Linked DNA regions of Homo sapiens: region 1 is linked to region 2. A link is an interaction called in ENCODE POLR2A ChIA-PET data of the cell type or tissue named here. Cell type or tissue: CD4-positive, alpha-beta T cell. All regions are shown on one strand. Links, peaks and the distances in the headings refer to the core of each region. The heading gives the core; the rest is flanking DNA. Region 1 overlaps NRL (neural retina leucine zipper). Region 2 holds the start of IRF9 (interferon regulatory factor 9).

What was found. ChIA-PET counts read pairs that join two places held together with the same protein. Peaks named below come from ENCODE experiments on the same cell type or tissue, not always from the same donor. Only the 100,000 strongest peaks of a DNase experiment are listed, where the experiment ranks them.
Region 1: POLR2A ChIA-PET joins it to region 2 with 15 read pairs; 21 of 35 experiments call an interaction of 5 or more read pairs at or near these places.

Annotation. Positions count from the first base shown.
Region 1 is chr14:24,079,233-24,083,607 of GRCh38, reverse strand. NRL (neural retina leucine zipper) reads left to right here. Exons shown (of 3, transcript NM_001354768.3): 2 at 733-1,140; 3 at 2,040-4,375. The coding sequence starts at 760. The coding sequence ends at 2,372. Among named protein-coding and RNA genes, the nearest start is that of CPNE6, 9.9 kb to the right of the region's middle. RefSeq lists enhancers at 442-1,356, 2,789-2,838 and silencers at 1,779-1,948, 2,159-2,478. In CD4-positive, alpha-beta T cell, for the core only: no CTCF peak of the experiment used is centred there; DNase peaks (open chromatin) are centred at 2,097 and 2,427; H3K4me3 peaks cover 1,466 bases; H3K27ac peaks cover 430 bases.
Region 2 is chr14:24,159,198-24,163,533 of GRCh38, reverse strand. It overlaps RNF31 (ring finger protein 31), which reads right to left. Exons shown (of 21, transcript NM_017999.5): 19 at 3,574-3,670; 20 at 3,127-3,295; 21 at 2,879-3,014. The coding sequence ends at 2,961. It overlaps IRF9 (interferon regulatory factor 9), which reads right to left and starts at 2,269. Exons shown (of 9, transcript NM_006084.5): 1 at 2,196-2,269; 2 at 1,210-1,390; 3 at 385-568; 4 at 26-156. The coding sequence starts at 1,389. RefSeq lists enhancers at 1,104-1,163, 2,153-2,542. In CD4-positive, alpha-beta T cell, for the core only: CTCF peaks have their summits at 2,159 and 2,360 (motif pointing right); DNase peaks (open chromatin) are centred at 1,883 and 2,363; H3K4me3 peaks cover 2,154 bases; H3K27ac peaks cover 3,135 bases.

The sequences.
Region 1 (4,375 bases), core at 100-4,099, 80 kb after region 2:
TCACACAACGTAACAAGTTCTGAATAGAAGGAAAATCAATCTTGGTCTGTTCCCCTTGGAGAGACTGGCCTTGAGGAAAGATGGTGGCCAGTTGATTCTGATCTTTCTAGAACTAATTCTAGGACCTTTCTTTTTTCCATATAAAGCCTCTTGCCCCTACAAAAGGGATTCATTGATTGATTAATCCATAGAACAAATGTACACTGAGGGTCTTCTATAGGCAAGGCACTTCCCTGAGTGCTTTGAGAGACAGAGAGCTATAAGAACACATTATCCTTGGCTCTTAAAATTCACAGCATACATGCCTTCCCACTGTCCTAAAATATACACTCACTTTGTCACAGTTAATTAAGCAATTTAAAAAAATGGCTTGGAAATGGAATGATGCCTCTTGAGATGACAGACCTCTCGGCATGTCTCAGCACTAGGGTTGGGAGCACTGCCATACTGCTCTTGCTTTTCATAGATCCTGAGGCATCAGTGGGGCGAGAGGCTGTGCTGTCCTCTTCCTCCTTCAGGAATTCAGCTGCTTGTCCCCTGTCAGGAGCCCCTGCCCTCTGAAAGGTTACTCTTCAGCCTGGTGGGGACTCTGCAGTGAACAGAGCTGCACCATCCCTCTGGCTTTCCCAAACTCTTGCTCCAGGGCACTTGGGCTTTGAGGGAAGAGGGACTTGGTGAAGAGGGGATGGCAGGTGGCCTCCATGTGCTCCAGACCTCTCCTCCTCTTTGCAGGTGCACTCCTCCCAGCCCAGCTCCAGAATGGCCCTGCCCCCCAGCCCCCTGGCCATGGAATATGTCAATGACTTTGACTTGATGAAGTTTGAGGTAAAGCGGGAACCCTCTGAGGGCCGACCTGGCCCCCCTACAGCCTCACTGGGCTCCACACCTTACAGCTCAGTGCCTCCTTCACCCACCTTCAGTGAACCAGGCATGGTGGGGGCAACCGAGGGCACCCGGCCAGGCCTGGAGGAGCTGTACTGGCTGGCTACCCTGCAGCAGCAGCTGGGGGCTGGGGAGGCATTGGGGCTGAGTCCTGAAGAGGCCATGGAGCTGCTGCAGGGTCAGGGCCCAGTCCCTGTTGATGGGCCCCATGGCTACTACCCAGGGAGCCCAGAGGAGACAGGAGCCCAGCACGTCCAGGTGAGTGGTCAGCAAGCTGGCCTGAGGGGAGGCAGGGCAAGGAAGGAGGACTGCCCAAGAGAGGAAGGGGAGCTCCCAGAGGGGGTTATGGACTGGGACAGGGGACAGAGGGCAGGAGAAGGGGAGAAGGTCCCTTGAAAGCAATCAGATCGAGAAAACTACATTCTGCTTCTCCCCCTTTTCTTAAAATGGAGAGAAATGAGTAGGCTGAACCAGGAGGAGCAGGGAGAAGATAAGATTAGCAGAGAATCCAAAGGGAAGAATTGAGCTGGGGAGTGGGCGACTCCGGGGGGTAAACAGATACATGGTGTGTGGAAACCAGGGAAAGGGTTATGTGTGGAGTGGAGCTGGGTTAAGACTGGTTTAGATTGGCCTTTTCAAGACTTCGTGCTTCCCAGCCCCCAACCTTCTCAGGAAGGATTGGGACTCATCCTATTAATTACAGACACAGATGGGGGTGTTGCGGGCATTAGGATGTAATCCAAATCCTGTGAGGGTCACCGGGTTGCAGGCTTCAGGACAGGGAAACGCAGCGCGTTGGAGGGTTGGGGGCTGTCTGGGTGCGGGTCCACTGGACACACCCGGGCCTGGAGCTGGATGCCGGGGATCCCAGAGACGAGCCCGGGGTTTAGGTGCGCGACGGGCTCGCCTGACCGTGGCCGGCCCTGCACCGTGGGGCGCCCGCCTGACTGGAGCAACGGTCAGCTGGGGGGCCCGGGGAGCGTCGGGGCCTGGGGCGGGCTCTGGACCGAAACAGACTGCGTGGAAGGGCGAGCCTTCCGGTGAAGGTGGGAGCCGGGGCGGGGCTGTCCCGGGGCGGAGCCAGGTAGCGTCGGGCCCTCAGGGCAGAGCCGGGTGCGACCTGGCGCTGACCCGGTTTCTGCATTCTCCCTCCGCAGCTGGCAGAGCGGTTTTCCGACGCGGCGCTGGTCTCGATGTCTGTGCGGGAGCTAAACCGGCAGCTGCGGGGCTGCGGGCGCGACGAGGCGCTGCGGCTGAAGCAGAGGCGCCGCACGCTGAAGAACCGCGGCTACGCGCAGGCCTGTCGCTCCAAGCGGCTGCAGCAGCGGCGCGGGCTGGAGGCCGAGCGCGCCCGCCTGGCCGCCCAGCTGGACGCGCTGCGGGCCGAGGTGGCCCGCCTGGCCCGGGAGCGCGATCTCTACAAGGCTCGCTGTGACCGGCTAACCTCGAGCGGCCCCGGGTCCGGGGACCCCTCCCACCTCTTCCTCTGAGCCGTTCAGAGCACCTTGTGGTGTAGTGGGGGCTGGGTGGGGTGGCTCCGCCCAGGAGGCGGCTGCACGGTTCTCTGCATCGTTACCAGAGCGCCTTCTGGTCCTAGCCACGCCCTGTATGACCGCGCAAATATCCCCAAAGCTTTTGGGTCCTCAAGTCATGCCCGAATTTAGATGCTGGTCATTTTCTGGAGAGGGGTCCCCTCCCCTTACGAACACAGAAACCCAGCCCACATGACTAGCACGCTGAGCTCTGCAGGGACCAGTGCCAGGCACTGGGGGGTGGAAGTGTGGTGACACAGTGAATGGGAGGTGGAGGAGGGTTGCAGCTCCCACCTCAGTTTAGTTTTTAATTCAGGGTTTTCAACCTGTAACACATTAAAGCTGTAATTAGCAATGAGGCTGTATTTTCATTCTGAAGCTTGTAACCTCCCCATTTTAGCACTACAGAATTTTCAAGATTTCAATATCCAACAACTAGATAGATTAGGACCTCTATCCGAGATGCTTTTTCCCTGCCCAACCCTGTGGCCTTCAGGGCTCAGAGCAGCAAAGGCCTGAAGAGTGAGCTCTGGGGGTTGTTGGTGTGGGTTGGGAGAGAGCTGTGTGCAGAAGTCTGGAAACCTGGGTCCTAGTCCCAGCTCTTCCATGGGATCCCCCTGTCACCCTGAGCAAATCAGTTGCTTCCTGGACTTGTGTTACTTCATCTAATTCTCATGTGGATTGGACGACTTCTGCTCCCTTTCCAGTTCTGGCATCTCCCCAGTATGGAAGTCCCGGTGGTCTCCCCAAGAAGTCCCCAAGACAATCTCGCCAAAGGCACCTCCTATCCTGCTGCAGTTTCCCAGCTGCAGCCTAGGCAGGGGATGCACAGCCCAGGCGAGGAAGCCTGGCTTCTCTGTGAGCACATACGTGGGTCCTCGGCAGCTCCCTCCAGGCTGTCTGGGCCTCCAGACCTGCACAGGGTGCTCCTGCCACCTCCCACCTCTCTGAGGGCTGAGGTGAGACTTCTCCTGGGATGACAATTTGCTGAGAGAGTGCAGCTTTTGTGAATTAAACTTGAAGTCCAGGCAGAATTCTAATGCAATAAGCTAAATGTTCTTGCAATTTAAGAAGTGTTCATTCTTTATCCCTGCTTCAGGCTACTGTTTGTGTGTCTGTGTGTGGGAGAGGGAGAGAGAGGGAGAGAGAGAGAGAGCAAGAAAAAGGGAAGTCCCCACCTGGAGCTGGGTGGCACATCTGTTATGGAGAGCCAATGGAAATGGGGTGGAGGGGCAGGCATTGGAACAGATGGATCCTCCCCCTCTCACCACCACCACCACCAAACTCAGAAGCCTCAGTGGCCCAGCTCGGCCTGTCAGTGGCTATCCAGGTCTCACAGTTTCCATGGTAACCCAGTCCTCCAGTTCAGCAGGCTAAGGGGAGGGCAGATGGGGCCTCTGGGCAGAGCACAGGCGTTGTGCTGGGAGCAGCCGCCTCACGAGTTACTGTCATCTGTCCTCTACCGGACATAATAAATGGGAGAAGCTTTCGGGCATGGGGGAAGAGGCTCCCATATGTCCCTCTTCCTTTCTACCCCCTCTCTCCACCCCCTCCCCAGCTGTCTCTTCTCTTCCCATCACAGTTCTTGCTCCCTCTTTCCCCTCCTCTATCCCAGCTCATCCCTCCTCCGCTTAGGAGCCTGCAATGGGAGTCCTCTCCTCCATCGCTCTCAGAATTTCTCTCGTCTCCTCTCCCTTCCCCACCATTGGCCACTGGCCATCCTCTCTGGCTCTGGATTCTCTCTCTGAGGGGCTCACAGAACCTTTAGCTTCTCTTTCTTCATCCCCTTCCACACTCATTGTTGAAGGGAGAGGATGGGGCAGGGAGGGTCCTTCCGGGAGCCCAGCTCTTTTTCTCTCACTCTAAATTTCACCTGTGTCTATCCTTGCCTGCCCTGGAGCTGTAATTCAGACCCACTACTTTTCTTGTTCACTTTTCTCACCTGCATGGCACACAAAGAC
Region 2 (4,336 bases), core at 337-4,336:
ACCCAGTTCCCTCTCCATCTCTTACATTATTGAGGGAGTCCTGGAGCACAGAGGGACTGAGTGTGCAGTTCTGCATGGCATCCTCTTCCTCCTTCCTCTCAGAGGACACAGAACTGTGCTGTCGCTTTGATGGTACTTTCTGAGTCCCTGGCTGGCCTGTGGAATTGTTGAGGGACAGAGAAAGGTCAGGGTCTTGAGCAAGGACAGAGGGTGAAGGAGAGGTCTGAGGCAGTGAAGGATGGGCAGGTCTAGGAAGGGAAACCTGGGTTGCAGCCCCCCAAGGGCATGGACAGGGCAGAGCTATAAGCCTGGGGGAAGCCTGCACATCTATCCTTCCTCCCCAGTCTGCTGAGTCTAGCAGTGGTTGGACAAGGGGAAACTCACCAGAGACGATTCCTGGTGGCAGCAACTGATACACCTTGTAGGGCTCAGCAACATCCATGCGGCCCCTCTCAGGAACCTCCTTAAATTCAGAACTCTTGTTGAGTGCACAGCGCAGGCGAGTCTTCCAGACAGCTGGACCTCCTGTGTCCCCCTCCTTATACTTTCCCTTAAATATTGCCCAGGCCTAGGAAAGAAAGCAAGGGAAGAAGAGGCAGTGTGTTACAGGCTCCACCTGCCCCTCCAATAGGACTGGCTTTACAGGCGTGCAGCTCTGAGCTCAGAAGGGATTATGCAGGGTCTGTGCTCTGCGTTGCCATCTTGAAATCCTTGGAAATTTTTTTTTTTTTTTTTTGAGACAGAGTCTCACTCTGTCACCAGGCTGGAGTGCAGTGGTGCGATCTCGACTCACTACAACTCCACCTCCCTGGTTCAAGCGATTCTCCTGCCTCAGTCTCCCGAGTAGCTGGGACTACAGGCATGCACCGCTAGGCCCAGCTAAGTTTTGTATTTTTAGTAGAGACAGGGTTTCACCATGTTGGCCAGGCTGGTCTTGATCTCTTGACCTCGTGATCCACCCACCTTGGCCTCCCGAAGTGCTGGGATTACAGGCGTGAGCCACCGTGCCTGGCCAATATCCCTAAAATTTTTGAACAAGGCCTCCACATTTTCATTTTGTACTGGACTCTGCAAATGATGCAGCTAGTTTTCCTCTCCAATCTGTCCCTTATCTGAAACCCAGGCAGACGCAAGTGCTCGAGGATGAGTGTACCAGTGTGTATACACCATCCCACACACAGAGGAACAGTGGTTTCCAGGCCCTTTCACCTTGAAGAAGGCAGCATCCTGGTCCTCCCGGAAGTCCTGCTTGCCTGCATGTTTCCAGGGAATCCGGAACATGGTCTTAGCTGTATCATCCCAGCACACTCCGGGAAACTGCCCACTCTCCACTTGCTCCACCACCCAGTTCCGGAGTTTTCGGGTGCAGCGTGCCCTGCCTGATGCCATCCTGGGGGATAATAGGAGCAGGATGCATCAGAACTGACACTTTGGGAGGGAACATCTCCTGAGACCCTGGCCATTGAGACTAGATTCTGGCAACAGGTCCCAGAGATCCCATCCATCTTCTTTTAGCTCCAAACACATTTCAACACTCTATGGGACAGAATTGTTTCCTTTCTGCCATCACTAGCAGTGACAAACAACAACAACAACAACAAAACCCCCCAAAACATTGTTTTTAGCACTCTAAGCTGTGATACCTGGAAGGAAACCTTGGGCACTGGTCTTAATTTTAGGACTTTTCAGAGATGTATTGTTTACAAAAGAATTCCTTTGGTGATCGTTCCTGGTGACAGGCCCTGTCTAGATTCCCGAGCATCAGCAGAGGTAGGTTCTGCTGAGATCCATCAGGCTCTTCACCCACCGCCCCACAGCCTACACAACCTAGCCTGACCCCCACCCCCTGCCGGCCCCAGGAGTAGGTGGGGCAGGAAGTAGGGGTGGGGTTGGAGCTGCAGCAGAAGTGGGCAGGGCCAGATGGCAAGGAAACAAATGGTCCACTGAGGCTGGGGCCAGGAGCCTTCTTCCTTGAACAATCCAGCAGTAGGTCCTCCTGACCTTTGCCTACAAGGGTCTGGGGAGCTGGCCCTTGTCAGTCTCACTCTCAGGCTGAATCTCCCACTTCCTGACTTAAGAGATCTTCTGTCTATCCCTCAGTCTAACAGAGCGACCCCTAGGACCCCCTGCCCTCAATCTGGCTGGACTTTCTAGCCCTAGATCCCAGGCTGACTCCCATCCTTGGCTGATCTTACCTGAGTTGCTGTCCAGGCTGTCGCAGGGCTCAGACGACCTCAGCTTAACTCCTGGCTGGGCGGCTGATCTCTCCGCCCCTTTCTACAGTCCCCACCCTAAGTTTCAGTTCTCCTCCAGGGAGGGCCTTTTCCCAGAAATCACGTGGTCTGAGTTGCAGGGAACTGGCGGCCACTAGAGGGCAGCAGCATCTGAGCATCTCACTATCAGGATGCCACTGTCGCAGCAGGGGGGCCCTGCCCTGCTGGCTCAGCTCCAGCCTGGCTCATTCCCCTGCCTCCCTCAGATACTCTTGCTTCTATCTGACCTCTGGGTGACACCGTGGCTTCCCCAGGGAGGCCAGTTTCCTGGAGTCAGGCCTGGGACCTCTGGACTGCTGTGTACACCTGTGCATCTGCATTCCCCCACAGTGCCCACCTGATACATATTGGGTGACTTCAAATACCAGTCAAATTCTATGAAAGGAAAAAAGGAGGCAGGGAGGGAGGAAGCCCAGGCCAGGCTGCTGGATGGGGAGGGCCTCCCTTGACCATCCAGGGTGTCAACTCCTTCCTGGTCCTGAGTCCAGGGAGGGTCAGGCACTAGGTTGCAGGGGGCCCTTTTCAGCAAAGCTCTGTTCACCCCGCTCTTTCCCTGGTGCCCCTAGATGGTGGCACCAGGAAGAAGGACCACCAAGAAGCCTGGGTGGTAAGATGCCTCTTTATTGGTGCTGGAGCTGTTCCTGAGGGAGCAGGCCATGGGACCCTCATCGGGACCCTTGCCCTCAGCTACTTCCGCCTGCGGGGGATACTCTGTCCCAAGGGTACCTCTTCTGTCAGCTTCTGCAGAAGGAGAGAGAAGGTAATGATATTGGAAGCCTGGAGCTCAGACACAGTCAGCACCAGGTGACTTCTGTAGGGTGGGTTAAGAGATGAGGCTGGGTGGAGGCTATACCTGTAACAAGCGGGCCTGGTAAGCAGGGGGATCCTCTCCAGCCAAAGGCTGGGGGCGTACGTGCAGGTAGCGCTCAGTGGCCGTCTCCAGCTCTTCCACCTCATACAAGGTGGCTGGGTCCAGCGAGTGGGCATTGATGAGGCTCACAAGATACTCTTTGTAGTGTGCCCTGGGGAGAAAAGGGAGCAGAATATTTGTTGTGTTGGCTAATATTAACTGAGTGTGTCTAACATAGCTGGACTCTGAGACACCTGGACGAACAAGATTAACAACCCACCTGTGCCCACACTGCCTGCTACTATCTACCCATGCCCTTGCCCAGAAAGCCTCCTCCCTCCCACCCACTGCAAGACCTACTGCTCCCAAGGACCCATTTTACTGCCTGGGCATGCCCTCACCACTTCTACCCACTGCCCAACACCATGCCCATGTCCTGCTGGCACTCACTGGCACAGGCCGGCATAGCCAGCTGGAGTTTCCTTGCCACAAGCTTCGTCCCTGAGCCCATTGGGAACCTCCTTCTGCTCTATCACTCGGCAGCCGCCTAAAGGTGAGGGAAGAAGGGAGCCTCTGTTGGGAGGCCAATGACCACAAAGCTCCAGAACTGGGATATCCACAAGGCAGGGAAGGCAGCCTCCAAGGAAGGGACCGAGCACAGCAACTCCTGCTTTCCCAGTGGTGCTGGTGGGTACTCAGAGGTGCCGTCAACGGCAGACCATCTGATACAGAGGCAGGGACCTTGTCCCTACTTTTATCCAAGCTGGCTTTTGGCTCATAAACACATACCCTCTTGAGATAGTGTTTTTTTTTTTTTTTTTTTTTTGGTTGTTATTTATCTCTTGACTAGTTAACTTATTATCGGAAGATCTTACCTCTTTTTTTTATTTTTATTTTTTAAATAGAGACAGGGTCTCACTATGTTGTTTGGGCTGGTCTCAAACTCCTGGGCTCAAGTAATCCTCTTGCCTTAGCCTCCCAAAGTGCTGGGATTATGGGTGTGAGCCACCACCACTCCTGGCTATTGGCTACCTCTGGTTTTTTTTTTTTTTTTTTTTGAGATGGAGTTTCACTCTTGTTGCCCAGGCTGGACTGGAGTGCAATGGCGCAATCTTGGCTCACTGCAATCTCCACCTCCCGGGTTCAAGTGATTCTCCTGCCTCAGCCACCCGAGTAGGTGGGATTACAGGTGCCTGCCACCACACCTTGCTAA